Regions from separate parts of the Homo sapiens genome. Here region 1 is linked to region 2. The links are chromatin loops, found by intact Hi-C in ENCODE. Cell type or tissue: Calu3. All regions are shown on one strand. Each heading gives the region's core, and the rest is flanking DNA. Links, peaks and the distances in the headings are about the cores only.

Region 1 (11,014 bases), core at 2,744-7,743, 460 kb before region 2:
CTGGTGATTCTAGTGAATGATGAAGCTTGAGAGCCACTGTGCTAGCTTAATAGGTTACACTGGCTTGGACAGAACGAAGTGAGTGAAATTGGGCTTCATCTCCAATGATCAGGTCTTTCTGTGTATTCCAGGCAGTCTTCCCTGATTGTCAGGAACAGTAAATTGATTGTTCAACCACATCCTCGAATGTAAATGAGAACCAGAAACAACACGGGAAGAAGCTGGAATTTTCTACATAATTGGGTTTCAGATGCTCCAATGCACTGAGAGAGGACAGTGGACATCAGGCTGAGGGAAGAATCAGAAGGTACCTGGGAGGATGGGAGTTGGGGAGGGAGGTAGTCTCTAAAATCAAAATATGTATGGTGGCTCTGGTGGCTCACGCCTGTAATCACAGTGCTTTGGGAGGCCAAGGCAGGAAGACTGCCTGAGCTCAGGAGTTTGAGACCAGCCTGGGCAACAGGGAAAAACCCCATCTCTACAAAATGTACAAAAATTAGCCCAGTGTGGTGGCACTCACCTGTAGTCCAAGCCACTCAGGAGGCTGAGGTGGGAGGATGGCTTGAGCCTAGGAGGCGGTGGTTCAGTGAGCTGAGATCACACCACTGCACTCCAGCCTGGGTGACAGAGCCAGAACCTGTCTCAAAATATATATATATATATATGGATGTAGTATATCTATACATATATATATTTATATTTATAGAGAGAGAGAGAGAAAGAGGAGGAGGAGGAGAAGGAAGAAGGAGTCAGTCCGGGGGATCCAGATTCTGTATTTTTGAGGCTGGGCAAGGTAAGGGAGGAGTAGGGCTTCCGGCTGCGGCTGGGCTTGGTGGATTCCATTTGGCTCAGCTTCTCCTGGAGAAAACCAACTTCAGTGAGATGACTGCATCACTGGTGTTGGAGCCTCACTGAGAGCAGCAGATAAAAAGAGAGATGCAATCCTCTCCTAGAAAGAGAAGGCACAGATGCTCAGAGCCAGGCAGGAGCAGTCTGCTGTGCACAGGGTTTAAAGGTGACCTCATCACAGCAGGCCCCAGAGCGGAGGAACGGCATCAGGGTGGGGGCATGTGGACCAGACATCGCCATTTACCCTCTTCCTCTGCCTGCCTCCATCCCCACAGCAGGACTCAAAAGCATCTGATCTTACCTGGGACTTGAAAACTAACAGGGCCAGGGCCACTAATTGTATCATTCAATAAATGTGTATAAAGGACCTGCTAGTACCAGGCATGCTGCTGTTATAGATCTAATTCTGAAAAATATTGCAAGGGAGTTATTCACAGAAAGAATCAGACTTCGGGTGAGTTTGAAATGATTGTAGGTTGCCAGGTGAGGTGGCTCACGCCTGTGATCCCATCACTTTGGGAGGCCGAGGCGGTGGACCACCTGAGGTCAGGAGTTTGAGACCAGCCTGACCAACGTGGTGGAACCCTGTCTCTACCAAAAGTATAAAATTAGCCGGGCATGATGGCACCTGCCTGTAATCCCAGCTACTTGGGAGGCTGAGGCAGGAGAATCGCTTGAACCAAGGAGGCGGAGGTTGCAGTAAGCTGAGATCATGCCATTGTACTCCAGCATGGGTGACAAGAGCGAAACTCCATCTAAAAAAACAAAACAAAAAAGAAGAAAGGAAGAAATGATTGTAGGTTAGTGGGAGAGAGACCTCTAGGTGTGACCAAATTTACATTCACTGATGGGTCAATGCCAGTACATGGCAGGCTGATAAACAGCTGGCACAGCTGATAAACAGCTTTGCCACTGAGTCATTAGAGCAGAATGCCTGACTTGAAGCCTACCGTTTTCTAGACATGCGATCTTGGGCAAGGTCCATCACCTCTCTGGGCTTTAGTTTCCTCCTCAAAAAGCTAGAAATGATCATCGTATCCAATTCATAGAGTTGTCACTATGAGCCTGATTCACTTGAAACATTCTGTAAGAATTAGGGACGGTGATGATAATAATAAGCATTATTATGCTAAATTTGTTTGAAACTGAGGAAAGGGCATGTACATATCATTTCCATTTCAATTGATGATCTAGGTCAACAATTGCTCCAACTGCAATTTGGAATCTTTTGTGTGATCCTTGACAAGTATACCTTGCTAATTATATCAATTAGTGTTAGTACAGTTGGCTTAAACATTAAAATTAGTTTATATTTTTAAAATCATAACTACTTTCTCTGTGGACCCAAATAGATTTACTTTCTTAAATAAATGGCCTAGAGGATCTGGAAGGGAAGAATGGATTCTATACCTTCCCAAGCTAGAGACAGTCCAGAGAAGAACGATACAGGTGCAGAAAGACCAGGGATATCTGGAACATGAACCAGAGACCCTGGGGTGGGCATAATGCCACCCTTTGTGACTGGCACACCATAGGTCCTTGATTAGTGAGTGATTTTCATTATGATTTGGAAGAGGAAGTCATTGATTATGTGCAGAACTAGAGGGCAGGGCTAAGAGAGTTGGATTCATGGAGGCAGATGTTGGCTCCCTATAAAGAACTCCATTGCCAGTTTGTCCAGTAATGGATGAATAGACTAAGCTGTGTCCAAAAGTATGAGAATTTCCCAGCACTGGAAATGTTCTAGCTGAGGCAGTTTGACCGGTTGCCAAGATGATTGTAAAACATAATACTAAGTCGGCTGAGAGACAGGACTAGATAAAATTTTCCTTTCGTTTCTATGGTTCCATGATCTTGTGCTCGCTGTGTGTCTGTGTGTTTTCACAAAAAGATAAATGTGGAAAGGTATGAAACAGTGGGTTGCTCGTTGGAAGACAGAAGTTCCAATCCTGCCCTTTCATTGATGACCTTTAAGCAAATCGTTTGCCCTTCTAATCCTCAGTTACTCAACTGCAAATGATTTTCGCTCATTCCATTCAGCACTCAGGCACCACGACTCACTTATTCCTGCTCTAGCTTTGATTCTTGTCATTCTGCCACCCAGTAAGCCTCCCACGTCAGCTGTTCTAAAGCCTCACCCAGTGAAGAACACCTTGTCCACATGCTCAATTTGATTTTCTGCAACAGTATGTGCTGGATGTGGAGTTCACATCACACACTCCAAAATGTCCCTACCGTACAATGCCTGCCTCCAATCCCTATGCCAACAACTGCATCTGGCCACTCTCAAGTAAACTCGCGGGACCCTAGTGATGGTTCATTCATTCATGTTGAAAACTCCATTCTATTCGGTGTTACTTGTCTGATTTTTCTTCCTCTTACAGGGTTTACTCTAAACTCCTGAAGGATCTGATACAATAGCCCTTTGCGGATTAATGGAGAAAAGGTCTGAAATTATTAGCCTTGGTTGTCATTGGTTCTATGCTCCCACTTGCATTATAATGCCCTCCTCAGCTTGTCAGGGTGCCTCCTACCACCTTCACTGCAGCAACTTGCTGAAATGTCACTGCACCCTGTTTCAGCCCCCAGAGGACAGTCTGCTGTGTGCCACTTCTGGAGTCTCTCCTCTTGGCCCTGGGTCCCTTAAAGAACCTGTAGTTCTTGGTGACTTCCATGCCCCACTCTGGGGTCCAGTGAACTTCTAAATACCTAAACTTGCCAGTTTGACAGATAAATTAGTCATCTCTCTCCAGCCTGCATCAGGCTGCCATTTCCACTCAATGCCCACTCCTTTCTGCAATGCATGAAAGCTGCTTTGTGAGGCTTGCTGGATTTCCAGGATCACCTCAAAGAAGCTCGGCGTCATTTATCTCTCTTCTTGGATCCCAAAATTCCAAAGAAGTTCTCTCCTGCCCTCCTACCTCCAACTGTGACTAATTGTCTCCCTCCTTCTCCCTTCTACCCAGTTAAATGAGTCATTCTCTAAATATGCTGATGGTAGTGGTGCTGGGGATTGACTGGAATCAGATCACTGGTGCCCTCTGCCTTGCCTGAGAAAAAGGCCCTGGCTAGGCTTGTGAATTTCATGCAAACAGGTAAAGACATCCTGCCATGCTTTATATGGTGCCACTGCTAGCACAAGCCATGACTTTGGGCAGATTAGGGAAAGGCATCAGCTCTGGGTTAGAGGGTGTTCCTTCACACTGCCAGGACCTCCAGGCCTAATGGGGGCATTCCCGCAGCCAGAAAACCCAAGCTGAGCAAGGGCCAGCCTTTGCCCCACTCACTGGCAGGGCTTTGGGAGCTATCCAGACTTCTCAGTGGGCCACCCAGCCCTGGACACGTGCCCAGGGGGCAGCTGATCATTGTAGGCTCCCCCTAGACTAGCCCTGCTCACAAAAAGCCTTCACCTCTCCACACTCCCTCATGAGCTTATACTCTCCTCTAGTGTACTTGGTTGCAAGTTGCTTTTCAATGAAAATGAAGTGAGGGAAAGATGGTGCAATGTGTAATTACATCAGACCTGCCAAGAGTCAGACTTTTGATGTTGCTGATGAGTTCGTCCTCTTTAGGGAGGCCTGATGGCCTGCCCGGAAAGGACACAAATGTGAGTCAGAGGAGCTTGACGTTTGAATGCCAGTTCTTCCACTTACTAGCAGATCCCTTTTAGAACCTCGATTTGCTCAAATCAAAACGGGGATAATAATACTATCTGCCTCATGGGGCTATTGTATAAAACAAATGATGTAAATATATACAGTGGGCTGTATACCCAATTTCTAGGCACCTAAAATCTTTTTTCGTTGAACATTATCGTAACGGAATTAACCACTTCTATAACTAAATTGTTTAACTCTGGAATACGTGTTGATATGCAAAATATGTCTAACCATCTATTCCAAATAAAATACCACATCGAGGGATTGTTGCAATTAGGTCAAGGTTATTTATCTGCTAAATAGCTCACTGCCAGTAGGGGGCAGAAGTGTACACCTGTTTTATAAGAGCATTTACATTCTTTCCGTAGGTCAATAATAACTTAATTGTATATTTTAAAATAACTTAAATAATGTAATTGGGTTTTTTGTAACTCAAAAGATAAATGCTTCAGGGGATGGATAACCCATTCTCCATGATGTGCTTTTTTTTTCCAATCCTCAGAGACATCTGAAATGTGCTTATTTCACATTGCATGCTGTGTCAAAATATCTCATGTACCCTATCAATATATATACCTACTATGTACCCACAAAAATTTTTACAAATAATAAAAATAAAACTTTTTATAATAAAATAAACAATAAATACAACAAAATATTCAGAAAAGGAAGGAAGGAAGGAAGAAATGAAGGAAGGAAGGGAGGGAAGGAGGAAGGGAGCCCAGAGCCTAGGCCAGACAAAAGAGCCTAAGTATTGAGCAAACTCTTTCCTTTTAGCTACCTAAAACTTATCTTTGAAATAACTTGGCCGGGCGCGGTGGCTCACGCCTGTAACCCCAGCATTTTGGGAGGTAGAGGCAGGCAGATCACTTGAGATCAGGAGTTTGAGACCAGCCTGAGCAACATGGTGAAACCCCATGTCTACTAAAAATACAAAAATTAGCTGGGTGTGGTGGTGGGCGCCTATAATCCCAGCTACTTGGGAGACTGAGGCAGGAACATCGCTTGAACCTGGGAGGCAAGAGGTAGCAGTGAGCCAAGATTGCACGCCACTGTACTCCAGCCTGAGTGACAGAGTGAGACTCCGAGAAAGAGAGAGAGAGAGAGAGAACTCCTTGCCATGACACCAAACATGCTAGCAATGGTAACAATGATAATAATTAACATTTATTGAATGCATACTTTGTACCAGGCTCTGGGTTAATTGTATCACCCAAATCATCTGCTTCAATCTTCACAAAAACTATGCAGTAAGGACCATTGTTCCCATTTTACAGATGACAAATTGAGGCTTTGAGAGAAGAGCACAGCTTGATACGCCCTCTCTGTTTAAGGCCATTTTGAAATAGTTCTTTATTTAGCCAATTTTACTTGCCTTGGTCTAAATTTCTTACTTTTTCAATTATTTTCTTATTTCCTTTTGCAAATACAGAACTGTTTATACTACTGCTTCTCTGAGGTGCGTCTGTGCCAACTCAACACCACACAGTCCCTGCAGGACTTACCGTAACAAATTCCAAGATGATAATAGCTTGAATGTGTCTCAGCCAGGATTTTGGCTTTGTGTGTGTCAACTGAACTGAATATGTGCTTGCTGAAAAGTGACATTTTAAAGCAGAAAGGGAAAGATCAGCTTGTTCTTATTTCTTGTTTTCAATGGAAATATATACAGGAAATACTTAAAATGATAAAAACTTTTAAAGCCTATGGTTTTATGCTTGTTACTGCCTCTGTTAACTTTGTTCCCAGGACATAAATCTCACAGACTGCCCAGCATCTCAAAAGAGCAACAGTAGTAGGTAATGGGGGGAAGGTGTAGCTGCGCAAACCTTGGCTACTCTCCCAAAGGGGGATTCCAGATCCTCTCCACCTCCTCTTTCTTTCTCAGACTGTTGGCACTCCCTTTTGTCTTGAAGCTCCTTTCGCTTTTTCCTGCCTTTCTGTCTTTTTTCTTTCTCTCTTATGTTTTAGTTCCATGTTTCTGTCTCCAACTCTGCCTTTGTAGCAGCTCCTTTTCCTAAACCATCTCTTTCTTCTTCAAAGCCCACCTGAACAATCCCTTTCCCCTTTTCCTCATATTTTATCAGTTAAGTCCTTTTATTTCCAAAACTCTGACATGGCCACATTGGCAGCTTTGGTTGGCTCATTCAGTTCTGTTTCATTTCCCTGCCAGTGGGCCTAGTGCCTGCTGGAGACCGCAGACAGCTTCAGGGCCCAGGTTCCACGTGTGGCCTGATTCCCATCAAGCAGGCAACACCCAGGTGATGCCCGTGCCATCTGGGAAGCAGAAGCAGCATTGGCAGGTAGAGTCAGGGCTGCCGCAGGCAAGCTCAGCCCGGTCATCATGGGGGTAGTCTGTTTCCTTCTGCAGCAGCTCTAACAGAGCTCTCCACAGCTGGGCTCTAGCATCATGGATGGTGACAAGACAAGTGCAGGCCATTCAGAATGCCAGCGAGATTGTGGCCCACAGCCATCAGCTGTGTGCTGGTGTCCCAGTTCCCTATTCCCTGATCATAGCAGAGTCAGCCACAGGCCTAGTGAACAGTTCTGCAGTGTTGCTTTGGCAGACCCACCTGAAAATTCTGCTCAGAATCTGTTCTCGCCCACTAATGATTTGGAAAACGTACTTCCCGTTTCGATCACTTTAGTTAAAACTACCACTGAGTCCTACCCAATCATTAATTAGTAAAAGAAGTGATTAGAGACTGGGCTCAGTGGGTCATCTCTGTAATCCCAGCACTTTAGGAGGCCAAGGCAGGTGGATCACCTGAGGTCAGGAGTTCAAGACCAGCCTGACCAACATGCCGAAACTAAAAATGCGAAAATTAGCCAGGTGTGGTGGCATGTGCCTGTAATCCAAGCTACTCAGAAGGCTGAAGCAGGAGAATCACTTGAACCCAGGAGGCGGCGGCTGCAGTGAGCCGAGATCGTGCCACTGCAATCCAGCCTGAGTTACAGAATGAGAGAATGAGACCCTGTCTCAAAAAAATAAATAAATAAATAAATAAATCCACACTGGCTGTCAGTCAGCCTCCTCCCCACCAACCCCAGTTTATGCTCAATGGGCTCATTAATAAAGTAGTGTAAGAGGCTGGAATAAAGGTAAGACATGGCCCATAGAGGATTCCTTGTCACCAAGGCTGGCCTATCTATTGCCACTGGGCTGGCTTGCCAATTGCACTGCTACGCATCCAAATTGCCTGCAGCAGCAATCAACCTTGAAGCCCATTCTTTTACCATCCCTGGAGAGCCAGGCTGACACCCACCAGAAGGTTGATTGTGTTGGAACTGCTCATCACAAAGGGGACAAAAAATTGCCCACAGTGAAAAAGACTTATGCTAGATAAGAATTTTCCATATCTGGCCGGGCGCAGTGGTTCACATCTGTAATCCTAGCACTTTGGGAAGCCAAGAGGGGCAGATCACGAGGTCAGGAGATTGAGACCATCCTGGCTAACATGGAGAAACCCCGTCTCTACTAAAAATACAAAAAATTAGCCAGGCATGGTGGCAGGCGCCTGTAGTCCCAGCTACTTGGGAGGCTGAGGCAGGAGAATGGTGTGAACCTGGGAGGCGGAGCTTGCAGTGAGCCGAGATCATGCCACTGCACTCCAGCCTGGGCAACAGAGTGAGACTCCGTCTCAAATAAAAGAATTTTCCTTATCTGCCTGCTATGCTCCCTCCTGCAACACAATCTGCCTTGTCCATCATCCTGGTATCCAAACAATATTGTTTCTCACAAGAATCAAGGCAGTCAAATGGTTCTCTTCTCTTGCCACATACCTTGCCTGAGCAACTGGCCTATAGAACACTCAGCTCCAGGGCCGAGTGGAAAAGCAACACTTGGCCGGGTGCGGTGGCTCACACCTGTAATCCCAGCACTTTGGAAGGCTGAGGCGGGTGGTTTACTTAAGGTCAGGAGTTCGAGACCAGCCTGATCAACATCGCGAAACCCCATCTCTACAAAAACACAAAAATTAGCTGGGCATATTGGTGCACATCTGTCATCCCAGCTACTCTGGAGGCTGAGGAAGGAGAATTGCATGAACCCAGGAGGCAGAGGGTGCAGTGAGCTGAGGCCGCGCCAATGCGCTCCAGCCTGGGTGACAGAGCCGAGACTCCATCTCAAAAAAAAAAGAAAAGCAATATTTGTTAGGTTGGGGTGTGTTGTTCTTGATGTGGTTTTTTTGCTGTGAACCAGCACCCGACCATCTTGGGTGCTGTCTCTCCTATGGTCAGAACACGTTGTTCTGGATGCCAATGGTGGGAATGTGAGTGGCATCTCTTCACATTCCACCCAGTAATTTACTCAAAAAAGTCTGATCATGATCTATTCGACTGTGATTCTGCTTGTTCAGACGTCTGAGATCGTAAGAACAAAATTATTCCACCATTAGACACACCCGTGTTCCCGTAACTAAAAGCTACCCTTTGGCCATTTCAGGTTCCTTTTGTCCCTGAATAAACAATCCAAAAAAAAAGCAGGGGAGGGATTTACCACATTGACTGGGAAGAGTAGACTGATTATCAAGGGGAAATGGAGTTCCTGTTAAATCATACAGTTGATGGGAGAATATTCCTCAAACCCAGAAATCTTGTCATGTCAGGTGGTAAAAGTCAGTGGAAGACCATGGGAACCAACATGACAAGGACCTTCCTAGGGTTCATGCCATTCACAAAGGAAGGTTTGGATGACCCCCCCCTAAATAAACACCCTAGCCTGCTGAAGGCAAAGAGATCACAGAATTGGCAGTGGAGGAGGAAATAGACACAATAAATACCAAATAAACTTCATGATCAGTTGCGGAAATGAACACTGTTCATCGTTATAGCAAACTTATTTCTTCTTTCCACGCTGTGTCTTATTTTTTTCTCTCTCCCATTTTTCTACTATTGAGACAGCCAGGTGGGAGAGGGTCCCCAGAGAATCTCCAGCCTCTCCAACCGGCCTGAACACTGGGAGGAGCCACACAAGTTCATGGTATTTGCAACAGGGAGGAGCCTGGCCTGTCCTCTTCCTGTGTGGAAACTGGGATTCGAATGGCTGAGCAGGAAGTCCTCTAACGGGGACCCTGGCCTAGCTGAGAGTTCCTGTTTCCATCTTTTCTAACTTTTTTACCCAGTAAAACCCTGGGTTGTTGTTTTTTTTTTTTTTTTTTTTTTTGAGACAGAGTCTCGCTCTGTCACCCAGGCTGGAGTGTAATGGTGCAATCTTGGCTCACTGCAACCTCCACCTCCCAAGTTCAAGTGATTATCCTGCCTCAGCCTCCCGAGTAGCTGGGATTGCAGGCACCCATCCTCATGCCCAGCTAATTTTTGTATTTTTAGTAGAGATACAGACAGTCTATTGGCCAGGCTGGTCTTGAACTCCTGTCCTCAGGTTATCTGCCCACCTCAGCCTCCCAAAGTGCTGGGATTACAGGCGTGAGCCACCGCGCCCAGCCATAAAACCCTGTCTTACCATTCAAATTGTCGGCGAGCCTAAATTTTCATGGCTGTGGGACGAAGAACCCCATCTTCAGCTGAATTAAGGAAAAGTCCTGCAACACGATTTTACATGAGGCTTTTTGGTGGGTGTTAACTTCATAATTTTGTCCATAGGTTATAGTAAAACCATACAGGACTGTGGTTAAACTAAAGAAAGAAGGACTAAACCCCAGAGATGAACGCTGCAACTGATGACATTTGCGGTCCCTGCTTTGGGAAAAAAGTATTCTCATTTGCATGAGGGATGGTTTTATTGCCATCAAGAGAGCATTTTTTTGTTGCTATTGTGGTTTGAAAGTTTAAGTGTGGGAAGATGGGGACACATGGGTGTCAAGTGGTCAAAGCTTTGGTCTATGGCAAGAATTGGACTTTGGCTCCATCAGCTCCATCCCAACCCCCATGGACTTGGCTCCACTGCAAGCTGGAGGCTGAGAAACCAAAGACTACATTTCTGAGGCATCCTTCCAGCTCAAGTTTTTTATGTGACCTTCCCACCCAAGTCCTCTCTGAGCTGTGAGAAAGAATGGGAGCAGGGTGTTTAAACCCAAATCTGAGCTATGTTCTTAGCTGTGATGAAAAGTTCAAGAGTGTTAGGAGGCCGTGAGTGGTGGCTCAAGTGTGTAATCCCAGCACTCTGGGAGGCCGAGGCGAGCAGATCACCTGAGGTCAGGAGTTTGAGACCAGCCTGACCAACATGGTAAAAGCCCATCTCTACTAAAAATACAAAAAAAAAAAAAAAAAAAAGAAGTGTTAGGATCAGAATGGTGGGAGTTCCAATTCCTACTCTGCTACCTAATCCCTATGAGAATGTGGACAATTTACTGACCTTCTCAGAGCCAAGCCTCAGTACTCCATGTGTAAAATGTTTATCTGTAGCTAGAAGAATTATCCCAAGAAATAGGTGTAAACCACCTTGTAAAGTACCTGGCACAAATCATGAAATGTCATTTCCCTATCCCTTAACAATTGATGATCTCTGTGGCAGTCAGACAACTGGCCATATCTTTTTCAGGGATACA
Region 2 (11,014 bases), core at 3,691-8,690:
AACTGAGATGGTTTCAAGAATGAAACACACTCTACTCGACAATTCTTTAGCTCTTGCATTTGACAAAAGGGATCAAGTTCTAGAGGATAGACCCTCTAGAGGCAGTAAATGCTCAACTATTTACTAAGTGTGTGACCTTGAGGAAGTTATGTCACCTCCTTTGTTACTCCCTGGGTTCTTCATCTGTAGAATGATGCCACTAACACCTACCTGTGTCACATGTATAGTGTATGCACAGGGTCTGACACAGTGCCTGGCAATAGTAGAGGTCCCCTATTTGTTTAACAGATTTTTTTTTTGTGCACTCAGAAATGGGACAGATACTGTTTCGGGCACTGAGGATACAGCAGTAAATGAATCAGACAGATCCTGCGCTCAGGGGGCTCACATTCTAGGGCAGGGGGGAGGTAAGTGTTGGTGGGGGAAAAGACAGGAAAGATAAAGCCAGATAAGAGCATAAAGATGAATGGGGTAGAAGTGACGGTGTTTTAGCTGTGGGGATCAGAGAAGACTCCCATAAGGTGAACAGGAGTAGGAGTCAAAGATATTCATTCCTCTATTCCTTTGCTCCTCTGCAGGGAGAAATCCTACTTCCCGTGGTTACTAGGGAGAATGCCTCACTCTAACTCATTTCTGTCTGGGTGGGAGCAGTGCCAACAGAAATAAGAGATGGGTTTCAGGAGGCTCTGGCCTTGATAGGCATATGTCATCCCACCCAGGGAGTGCAATGCAAGGTCTTGTTGGTTTCTTTATTCCATAATAGTTGATATGCAAACTAGATTAGGCACTGAGAAATGCTTCTGTGTGGCCGGGCGCGGTGGCTCATGCCTGTAATCCCAGCACTCTGGGAGGCTGAGGCGGGCAGATCACTTGAAGTCAGGAGTTCGAGACCAGACTGGCCAAGATGGCAAAACCCCGTCTCTACTAAAAATACAAAATTAGCTGGATGTGGTGGCACACACCTGTAATCCCAGCTACTCGAGAGGATGAGGCTTGAGAATCTCTTGAACCCGGGAGGCAGATATTGCAGTGAGCCAAGATGGTGCCACTGCATGACAGCCTGGGTGACAGAGCAAGACTCCGTCTCAAAGAAAAAGAGAAAAGAAAAAGAAAAAAAGAAATGCTTCTGTGTAATGGAACTTCTGTTTGGGGAGCAATAGGTAAAAATAAAACCCTAGGAAATCCCCAGGTCTCTCTCAATGGGTTTGAGGTAAGAGTTGGCAGGTTGGTTTCGCCTCTGCTTGCCTGTGGGCAGAAAACCAAATGAATCAAAAGGCAGCCAGAATGGAATAACTAGCACCTTAAGATGACACCAGGAAACCTTGAGGGTTTCGCAGGCCCTCAGGATCTAAGCAGACAGTATGACTAATTTGTCTGTGCCCTAGACTTAGCTGCCTGTCTTCCCACACTTGTGGCTTCTCCTGAAAGAGCAGGAATGGCTGTGTTGAGTTGTTGCCCTGCAAGGTTGGACTTGAATAAAATTCAAAACACTTCACATCTTTGGGACTTAATAGTTTTTCTGAAGTAAGCTCCATACAGTTTCTCCTGTATAGTCAATGGGAGGGAATAAGGAAGAATGGGATATGTCTCCCTCCAAGAACCCAGGCACATTGCGTAGCATTAATAGACCCAAACAAAAGGATTCCCCTTCTTTCTCCAGAATCCCTCTTCAGCTGCACAGCTTGCAGCCACGAGAAGGTGAGTCTCTGTTGTGGAGAGAGACACATTTGGCTGACTAGGGGTACTGAGAATTGTCAACCTATAAATAAAGCATTCAGTCAGAAATTGTTAAACTCAGAAAAGCAGCTGAGAAATTAGTAACGGTGTTACTACGTTAAGATTTAAAGAGCTGGCCAGGCACGGTGGCTCACACCTATAATCTCAGCACTTTGGGAGGCCAAGGCGAGTGGATCACCTGAGGTCAGGAGTTCGAGACCAGCCTGCCCAATGTGGTGAAACCCCGTCTCTACTAAAAATACAAAAATTAGCCAAGTGTGGTGGCACATGCCTGTAATCCCAACTATTCAGGAGGCTGAAGCAGGAGAATCGCTTGAGCCTGGGAAGCAGAGGTTGCAGTGAGCTGAGATTGTGCCACTGCACTCCAGCCTGGGTGACAGAGCAAGAGACCATCTCAAAAAAAAAAGAAAAAAAAAATTAAAGAGCAAAGCAAGGCATGTGCCCGTAGTGCCAGCTACTCTGGAGGCTGACATGGGAGGATGCTTTGAGCCCAAGAGTTTGAGACCAGCCTGGGCAATATAGCAAGACCCTATCTCTAAAACAAAATTAAATTTAAATTTAAAAATATTTATGGAGCTGAGGGTTTTTAGAAGTATTTTACCAACTTACAAATTCTTACAATTTAGCAGCTCCAACACAGGCAGAGGGCAGATACACAAGAATCACTGCCAGTCACGAGGCTGAGGAGAATTTCAACACTGGTATGCATCTGTTCCTGAGGCCAATCCCTTAGCAAGGAAATCAGACACTTCTTTCAGATGCCTAAAAGTATCAAACACAAATATTTATGCGTCCAGGTATTAAAATTCATCAAAGGACCTTTCAAGTCGTTATACTAGCTGCTGTTGTTCTGTTCAACTCTAAGTTTCAGGAGCTTAACAAGTGTGTCCCAGACCCAGCCAATTCCCTAGACCACCCAATGTACCCGCAGTGGCCAAATGTCCCCTCTTGGGGTGTGGCCAGTGAGATTCTCAACTAACTTTTCTTCTATGTCTTAATAACACAAGACCTTCTATCCCTCCTTTTTTTTTTTTTTTTTTTTTTGAGATGAATCTCACTTTGTCGCCCAGGCTGGAGTGCAGTGGTGTGATCTCGGCTCACTGCAACCTCTGCCTCCCAGGTTCAAGCCAGTCTCCTGCCTCAGCCTCCCGACTAGCTGGGATTACAGGTGTGCGCCATCATGCCTGGCTAATATTTGTATTTTTAGTAGAGACGGGGTTTCACCATGTTGGCTAGACTAGTCTCGAACTCCTGACCTTAGGTGATCTGCCTGCCTCAGCCTCCCAAAGTGCTGGGATTACAGGTGTGAGCCACTGTGCCCGGCCGTATTCTTCCATTTTTAAGATTTGAGGCCCTTCTCTTAATTTCAAAGGGAAATGACTAAGAGGTATAACTCAGGAAAGACGAGCTGAATGTTAAGGGACAAGAAACGTCAGACTCCAGAGTATCCACAATGCTTCCAGACTGATTCTAAGTCCAGTCACATTTCTGTTAAGAGTGATCTAACAAGAAGCCAACAAATTATCTAGTCTAGAATCAGGGCTTCAACTGGACAGACCATTCAATACATTGAATATATGTGTGTGTGTATATATATGTGTGTGTGTATATATATATATATATACACATATATATATATACTTTTTTTTTTTTTGAGACAGAGTCTCACTCTGTCACCCAGGCTGGAGTGCAATGGCACGATCTTGGCTCACTGCAACCTCCACCTCCAGGGTTCAAGCAATTCTCCTGCCTCAGCCTCCCAAGTAGCTGGGATTACAGGCATGCGCCACCAAGTCCGGCTCATTGCCTGGCTAATTTTGTATTTTTAATAGGGACAGGGTTTTGTCATGTTGGCCAGGCTTGTCTCAAACTCCTGACCTCAAGTCATCCTCCCGCCTCATCCTCCCAACGTGCTGAGATTATAGGTGTGAGCCACCATGCCCAGCCACATTGAGTATATTTTAATGTATATTTAATATATTCCTTTTCAGAACTTACCTAGATTTAGAAATTTTAAAAAGATGCTCTCAAAAGGCATATGAAGACTATCTCTGCTAATTTATACAGAGACAGTCTCTAGAAAGATGTAAACCACTAGTACCCAGGGTTGCCTCCGTTGAGAGGAACTGGGTGCCTGGGGAATGGAGGCGAAGAGAGTATGGAGTTTTTTCCATTTGTATGAACCTTTTGACTTTTGTACTGTGTGTATGTATTACCTACTCAAAAGTAAGTAATTTTTTTTTTCTTTGAGATGGAGTCTCGCTCTGTTGCCCAGGCTGGAGTGCAATGGCGTGATCTTGGCTCACTGCAACTTCCACCTCCCGGGTTAAAGAGATTCTTCTACCTCAGCCTCCCTAGTAGCTGGGATTATAGGAGTGTGCCACCACCATGACCAGCTAATTTTTGTATTTTTAGTACAGATGGGGTTTCACCATGTTGGCCAGGCTGGTCTTGAACTCCTGACCTCTGGTCATCCACCTGCCTCGGTCTCCCAAAATGCTGGGATTACAGGCTTCAACCACCGTGCCTAGCAAAAATAGGCAATTTTAAAATTATATGTGAAGAAAAATCTGTAAATGTTTTTGTCATAACCCCCCACCCCCAACCCACCACCACCATTTTTTTCCTGTAAAAATTTTTTCAAGGCCTGAGGAAAATGATGAATTAAACTTTTCCTGACAGGAAAGACAACATCTGAAAATTCTGCCTGATAGATAGAGAGAAGCATCCTGGCAAGAGACACGGAGCTGACAGACGAAGAGATGCACGTCTGACAGAATTGGGACTATTCACCCAAAGTGAGACAAAGTGAAATGCCAAGCACATTGAGAATCTCTTCCTTCTTACTGTCAACGGATTCACCTAATCAAAGCACTTTTAGTCACTGCATCCAATTTCCATCCTCATCCAACACATGGTGGGGTCTTTTTCTCGTTTCTTCTGAGTTGACACACACAAAACCCAAGAGTCCCACTTTTGGCGAGGAACGTGTTGCTGTCAGCTTGCATTTGTTACCGCACATTGGTTCCCCGTGTCCCAGTAATGACCCCCTGTAAAGGCCACTGGGCAAGAGAATTGCAAGATCGAGCGAGGCGGCGGGAATTACAGGAAAGGATTAACGGCAGAACAGCCTGTTGCGACAGCGAAAAACAGCCCGAGGACAGGGGCGTGCTCCCATCTGACAGGCGGAAGTGTGCCAGGGTTTATGTATTAGGTCACAGCAAGAAAGCTATTTTTGCTGTGCCCTCTGACCTTCTGTAGAAGGTGAGCCCCAAGATGCCTATGATACACACCAGACTTTTGCAGGCTGCCCTGACTCAAGAGGGAAGAGCAGATGCTGACTAGTGCAGGGTCCTGTAGAGTTTGGGAATCCACCATTCACAACAGGATGAAAGGATTTTCATGGGTGTTGCCATCTGCTGGGTATGTGTGTTGGCAGCGGGGAGTCATTTACTAAGCAGATGCAGCCTTTCTGTTCCTCCTTCCTCAAACTCCAATTTAAAAAATAGCTAGTCCGGGCACAATGGCTCATGCCTGTAATCCCAGCACTTTGGGAGGCCAAAATGGGAGGATCTCTTGAGCTCAGGAATTTGAGACCAGCCCGGGCAACATAACGAAATCCTGTCTCTACAAAAAATACAAAGATTAGTTGCGTGTGGTTGTGAGCACCTGTAGTCCCAGCTACTTGGGGGACTGAGGTGGAAGGATCACTTGAGCCCAAGAGGTTGAGGCTGCAGTGAGCTGTGACTGCACCACCGCTCTCCAGCCTGGGCAACAGAGTGAGACCCTGTCTCAAAAAAAAAAAAATAAAAAAAATCTAATGGCCAAGTAGGCTTTAGAATTCTAAAAAGCTAGCAACGAAAGGAAACATGGTGCTATTGGCAGAGATTTGAAGTAGCAGTGGTCTCCCACAAAAGTGCTATGATGTACAGAGACTTAGAGGAGTCGCAGTGTAACCCTGGTTAAAGAGATTGGGAAGGTTCCATGGAAGAGGGGCTGAGCATTGTTCAATTTGTTGAGTAAACCCAAAAAGCAGTGCACTGAGATCAGGCCAAGCTAGAGATATCTCTGTGGCAAACACTGAACACTTTTATCACCCCCTTACATTTGGTAGAAGATTGTTGGAATCACCACTCTCCACAAACAGTCAGAAAAACTGGAACCAGATGGCATCTCTAAAAAAATGTGGCCCACAGCCATAAATGTGTGACTTGCATTCTCTTTCAGAACAAGAAAAGATGATGTAGATACTGCTGGTTTGGACTGGCTCAGAGAGAAAAGAAACAAATAGATGGGAGTACGTGCCAAGGGTCACTGATGCTTCCAGAGGGCAGTGGCCTCGGCTGTCTTACTCAAGGCTGAATTCTTAGCCCCTACAAGACTCATGCCTGGCATGTAACAAGTGCACAGCCAGTTTTCCTCCAATGAATGAGGGGCTTTCTCAGAATAAAGTTTTTGTAATCAGAGACCAAGACAGCCACTGATTCTCTGCAGCCTTGAAGTCTGTCTTTTCTGAATATCCAGACAGAGGACAAGTCTTGATTATAACGATCATTAGCCTAGAGTACTGCCCAGTTCTGAACTCAAGGATAAGAATCCCCTCCAAGCTCCTGCCAGGCTGTCTCCACACTCTGACATCACATCCTGCCTCTTTGATTAGGTTTCACAGTGAATTTTGCCCCTCCCAAACACACTTTGTTAATCTTTTTTAGGTCTGGGAATTCAGCCAAAAATTCCTGAAGGATGAATTCCTTTTCCTCGGTGAGGTTGACATTTGAGCACACATCGCCCTCTTGTGTCTACGACACATTTGGCAACGTAGTTTCCAGCACCTGCTAATGCACACAGCAAATTGAAGCCTTGTTAACATCCCTTAAGCCTGCAGACCTCGGTACAAGGCGGAGGGAGAACAAACGCACCAATTTTCCCAGAATAGTCAAGAACATCCAGAAGAATCCAGAATTTGTGAAGATGGTACTGGTAACTACCCAACCCAGAGCTTTGAAAGTTAAAAAATGTATAAGGTACCATAAAATTCATATTCAAGAGCTCACAGTCAGAAAATGTTTACCTTCTAAAAGAGCTGGACATTTTCCATAAACCGAAAGTTGGACTATACAGTAGATACATGAAGATGTCCTCCTAGCATTTTCATATTTGACCTATTGACTTTTGAATCACCATTCATATCCTCTTTGATGTTGCCCATCCACACACCCACACCCACATAAGCCATGTGTGTAAATATGCCCATCTGCAGGTTTTCTGTTCTTAATGACAATTTCAGACTGCTCGGCTTGCTCCTACACCTTCTTATGGAGATACAAGAACTTTGGATCTCTGGCCCCCCTCAGTCCTCGCTCCTCCATCCCTGTAAGCAGGTGCAAGGCGTGTTTCTGGCACAGTCCACCAAACTCCTGAATCTGAAGCTCCCACAGTCACTGACCCAAGTGTGGCCTGGATGAGACTGGTGGCCCAAGCCTCTATTATGCTGTTTTTTTTGTTGTTGTTGTTATTTGTTTGTTTGTTTTGAAATGGAGTCTTGCTCTGTCACCCAGGCTGGAGGCCAGTGGCGCAATCTCGGCTCACTGCAGCCTCTGCCTCCAGGGTTCAAGCAATTCTCCTGCCTCAGCCTCCCTAGTAGCTGGGACTACAGGCGTGCGCCACCACACTCGGCTAATTTTTGTATTGTTTGTAGAGACGGGGTTTCACCATGTTGGCCAGGATGGTCTTGATCTCCTGACCTCATGATCCGCCCGCCTTGGCCTCCCAAAGTGCTGGGATTTCAGGCATGAGCCACCATGCCCAGCCTTATACTGGTTTTTACAGCAAAGAGACTAGAATAAAAGATACTTTCACATTGACACTATAAAAATCGTCCTTTGAACACTTAGTTATGTATTGTTCTGGGTTAGGTAGTATAGATAAAGACATACTTTGCCCAGTAGGAAGGGACTCCCTTCATCTACGTACATTTTATGCCTCTATCTCTCATACAGGTGGACCTTACCTTCCGAAAACTGCTATCAGGGCCTCTGCAGGAGGCCCTGGCTGTGATAAATGTGCATCTGTAGAGTGCACAACCTGAACATCCTTACCAAGCAGCCCTGACCAATATCTTCCTGCCTAAAGAGTGCCAATGCTGAGAGTATGCCTTTAAAACCCCATTTTGGCCATTTCTCAAGAAGTAAGTGAGACTTGTACTTCCCTATCTCCCCTTAAGGGGAGTCCCCAGTGCATTAGTGGTAGAGCTCTCCCTAAGGACTTTTGTGTGCGTCTCCACCCTCTGTTCTTCTAGGTGCATCCTGTTTTTAATGGGGCATAATCTCTTACCTCAAAAGAGCAAAGCTCCACTGGCAAACCTCTAGACCACATTAGTGATCAGCAAGTAAGGGGGACATTTGGTGCAGCATCACATTTCTGACATCCCTTCATGCTTTTTATGTCTGACTCTGTCATCTCTGCTAAAAGAAGCCTCTCTTTTTATTTCCTTTTTTTCTTCTAGTTTTTTTTTTTGTTTTTTTTTTTTTTTTGTAGACAGGGCCTAGTGGTCTTCCTAGGCTGGTCTCAAACTTCTGGACTCAAGGGATATTCCCACCTCAGCCTCCCAAACTGTTGGGATTACAGGCGTGAGCCATTGGGCCCGGTCCTCTTTTTTTTTTTTTTTTTTTTTCTGAGACGGAGTCTGGCTCTGCCGCCCAGGCTGGAGTGTGGTGGCGCAATCTCGGCTCACTGCAGGCTCCGCCTCCCTGGTTCACACCGTTCTCCTGCCTCACCCGCCCGAGTAGCTGGGACTACAGGCTCCCACCACCACGCCCGGCTAATTTTTTGTATTTTTAGTAGAGACGGGGTTTCACTGTGTTAGCCAGGATGGTCTTGATCTCCTGACCTCGTGATCCGCCCGCCTTGGCCTCCCAAAGTGCTAGGATTATAGGCATGAGCCACTGCGCCCGGCTCCGGCCCTCTTTTTTCTTCTCTTATTCCAATATCACACACCAAAGAAGACTCGGTCCAGCAGCAGGAAATAAATCTGACCCTTGCCTCTAAGGTCTTTCTTTGATCGCAGCAGTGTTCATCTTTGTCTAACTGTAGCATAGGAGGAATATGATTTGCTCTGACCTAAATTATTTTCATACATTTTTTTTCTGATTTCCCATTAAATTGAGGCTAAGGGTAAAGGTCAGGGCCCTCTTGGTTTCTTGGTTTTGGATTGTAAAAGAGATTAGATTAAAAACATAAAATCTAGGCCAGGTGCGGTGACTCACGCCTGTAATTCCAGCACTTTGGGAGGCCGAGGCGGGCAGATCACCAGGTCAGGAGATCAAGACCATCCTGGCTAACACGGTGAAACCCCATCTCTACTAAAAATACAAAAAATTAGCCGGGCGTGGTGGCGGGCGCCTGTAGTCCCAGCTGCTCGGGAGGCTGAGGCAGGAGAATGGCGTGAACCCGGGAGGCGGAGCTTGCAGTGAGCCGAGATTGCGCCACTGCACACCAGCCTGGGCGACAGAGCGAGACTCCTTATCAAAAAAACAAACAAACAAACAAAAAACCCATAAAATCTCACTGAGTTGTCTCTCCAGGCTAGTTCCTACATTGTGAAGCACCCAATTGGATCAGTGTGATTGGCGTTTCCGAGTGATTCCGAAGACACTTCCCTTTGTCTGGGGCATGAGAATGGGTTCTTCTTGGGTGGATAGAGAAGTCTAAACATAACCGGCCGTCACTTGCTTCCACTCTAGTCTGGATCCTGTCACAACACCAAAACTAAATCCAGTCCAAACTGACCTGCCCTCCACCCCCTTCCTGGGTTTCCTCCCACTACTCTGGCTCACCTCTTGTGACTCCAGAAGAGGCTCCTCCTCCTTGTTCGTTTTCTGGGTCCCAGGGCCAACCTTCCAACAGCCTATTTGACATCTCCATGTAGATGACTCACAGGTACTTCCAATTCTGTAGATGACTCACAGGCACTTCCAATTCAACCTGACTGAACCTTTTAAAAATATATATTTATTTCTTTATTTATTTTGAGATGGAGTTTTGCTCTTGTCACCCAGGCTGGAGTACAGTGGCACGGTCTCAGCTCACTGCAACCTCTGCCTTCCAGGTTCAAGCGATTCTCCTGCCTCAGCCTCCCAAGTAGCTGGGATTACAGGTGCCTGCCACCACGCCCGGCTAATTTTTGTAATTTTAGTAGAGACGGGGTTTCACCACTTTGGCCAGCCTGGTCTCGAACTCTTGACCTCAAGTGATTCGCCTGCCTCAGCCTCCCAAAGTGCTGGGATTACAGACGTGAGCCACCGTGCCCGGCTGACCTGATTGAACCTTAAGCTACAACCTTGCTTCAACCCAAACAACCCAGCAACCAAGCTGCTCCTCTAACCACCTGGTCACTCAGACCAGAACCTGGAGCAATTTTTTATTGTTCCCCTCCCTCACTTTCCTTATCCAATCAATTGTTAAGTCCTTTCTAAATATATGTCAAATCCATCACTTCTTTCTGAAACCACCTTTGCAAAATTAAGACTGAGACAGTGAAGGAGATCTAAGTTAACCAACTCCATCTTGCTTCTAACCTCCAAGCTGTCCTTGTTCATTCCTGGGCATAGGCTGAACTAACTTTGGGAGAAATTTAGTTTATAGCTTCAACAAAGATGGTAACAGCTCTTTCCCAAAACAGACCTCCTCCTTGTCCAGGGACTAGACTGCCTTGTGGGACTAACATTAGCCACAAGATTAGAAATTATGGTTTAGGAGTCATGAAGCTGGAGGCTAAACTGCTCCTAGGATCAGTTCTTGAAATATTTTGCAGACCTGTACTTGATGGATCAGCTGGCACCATCCAGATCAATAAACTGGCTCATCTGATCTGGACCCCCCACCTAGGAACTGACTCAGCGCAAGAAGACAGCTTCGACTCTCTATGATTTCATTCCTGACCAATCAGTACTCCTGGCTCACTGGCTTCCTCCCACCCACCAAGTTATCCTTAAAAATTCTGCTTCCCGAATGCTAGGGGAGACTGATTTGAGTAATAATAAAACTCTAATCTCCTGCTCAGCCGGCTTTGCGTGAATTACTGTTTATCTATTGCAATTCACCTGTCTTGATGAATTAGCTCTATCTAGGCAGCAGGCAAAGTAAACCCTGTGGGTGGTTTACATTTCCACCTCCATTGCCACATCTAGATCCAGCATCACCACCCCTCTGCCTATTATAGCGGCTTCCTCCCCGGTCTCCACATCTTCATGTTGATCCTTTTCCAACTCCCTTCCAC

Evidence for each region. Peaks named below come from ENCODE experiments on the same cell type or tissue, not always from the same donor. Only the 100,000 strongest peaks of a DNase experiment are listed, where the experiment ranks them.
Region 1: a loop joins it to region 2, with 4 times the contacts of the local background. A loop is called at or near these places in 13 of 110 quality-filtered maps.

Annotation. Positions count from the first base shown.
Region 1 is chr2:227,856,227-227,867,240 of GRCh38, reverse strand. No RefSeq gene overlaps it. Among named protein-coding and RNA genes, the nearest start is that of DAW1, 9.9 kb to the left of the region's middle. RefSeq lists an enhancer at 6,315-6,814. In Calu3, for the core only: CTCF peaks have their summits at 4,576 and 4,833 (motif pointing right); DNase peaks (open chromatin) are centred at 3,890 and 4,820.
Region 2 is chr2:227,401,790-227,412,803 of GRCh38, reverse strand. No RefSeq gene overlaps it. Among named protein-coding and RNA genes, the nearest start is that of SCYGR1, 19 kb to the right of the region's middle. RefSeq lists an enhancer at 995-1,194. In Calu3, for the core only: a CTCF peak has its summit at 6,535 (motif pointing left); DNase peaks (open chromatin) are centred at 4,883 and 6,483.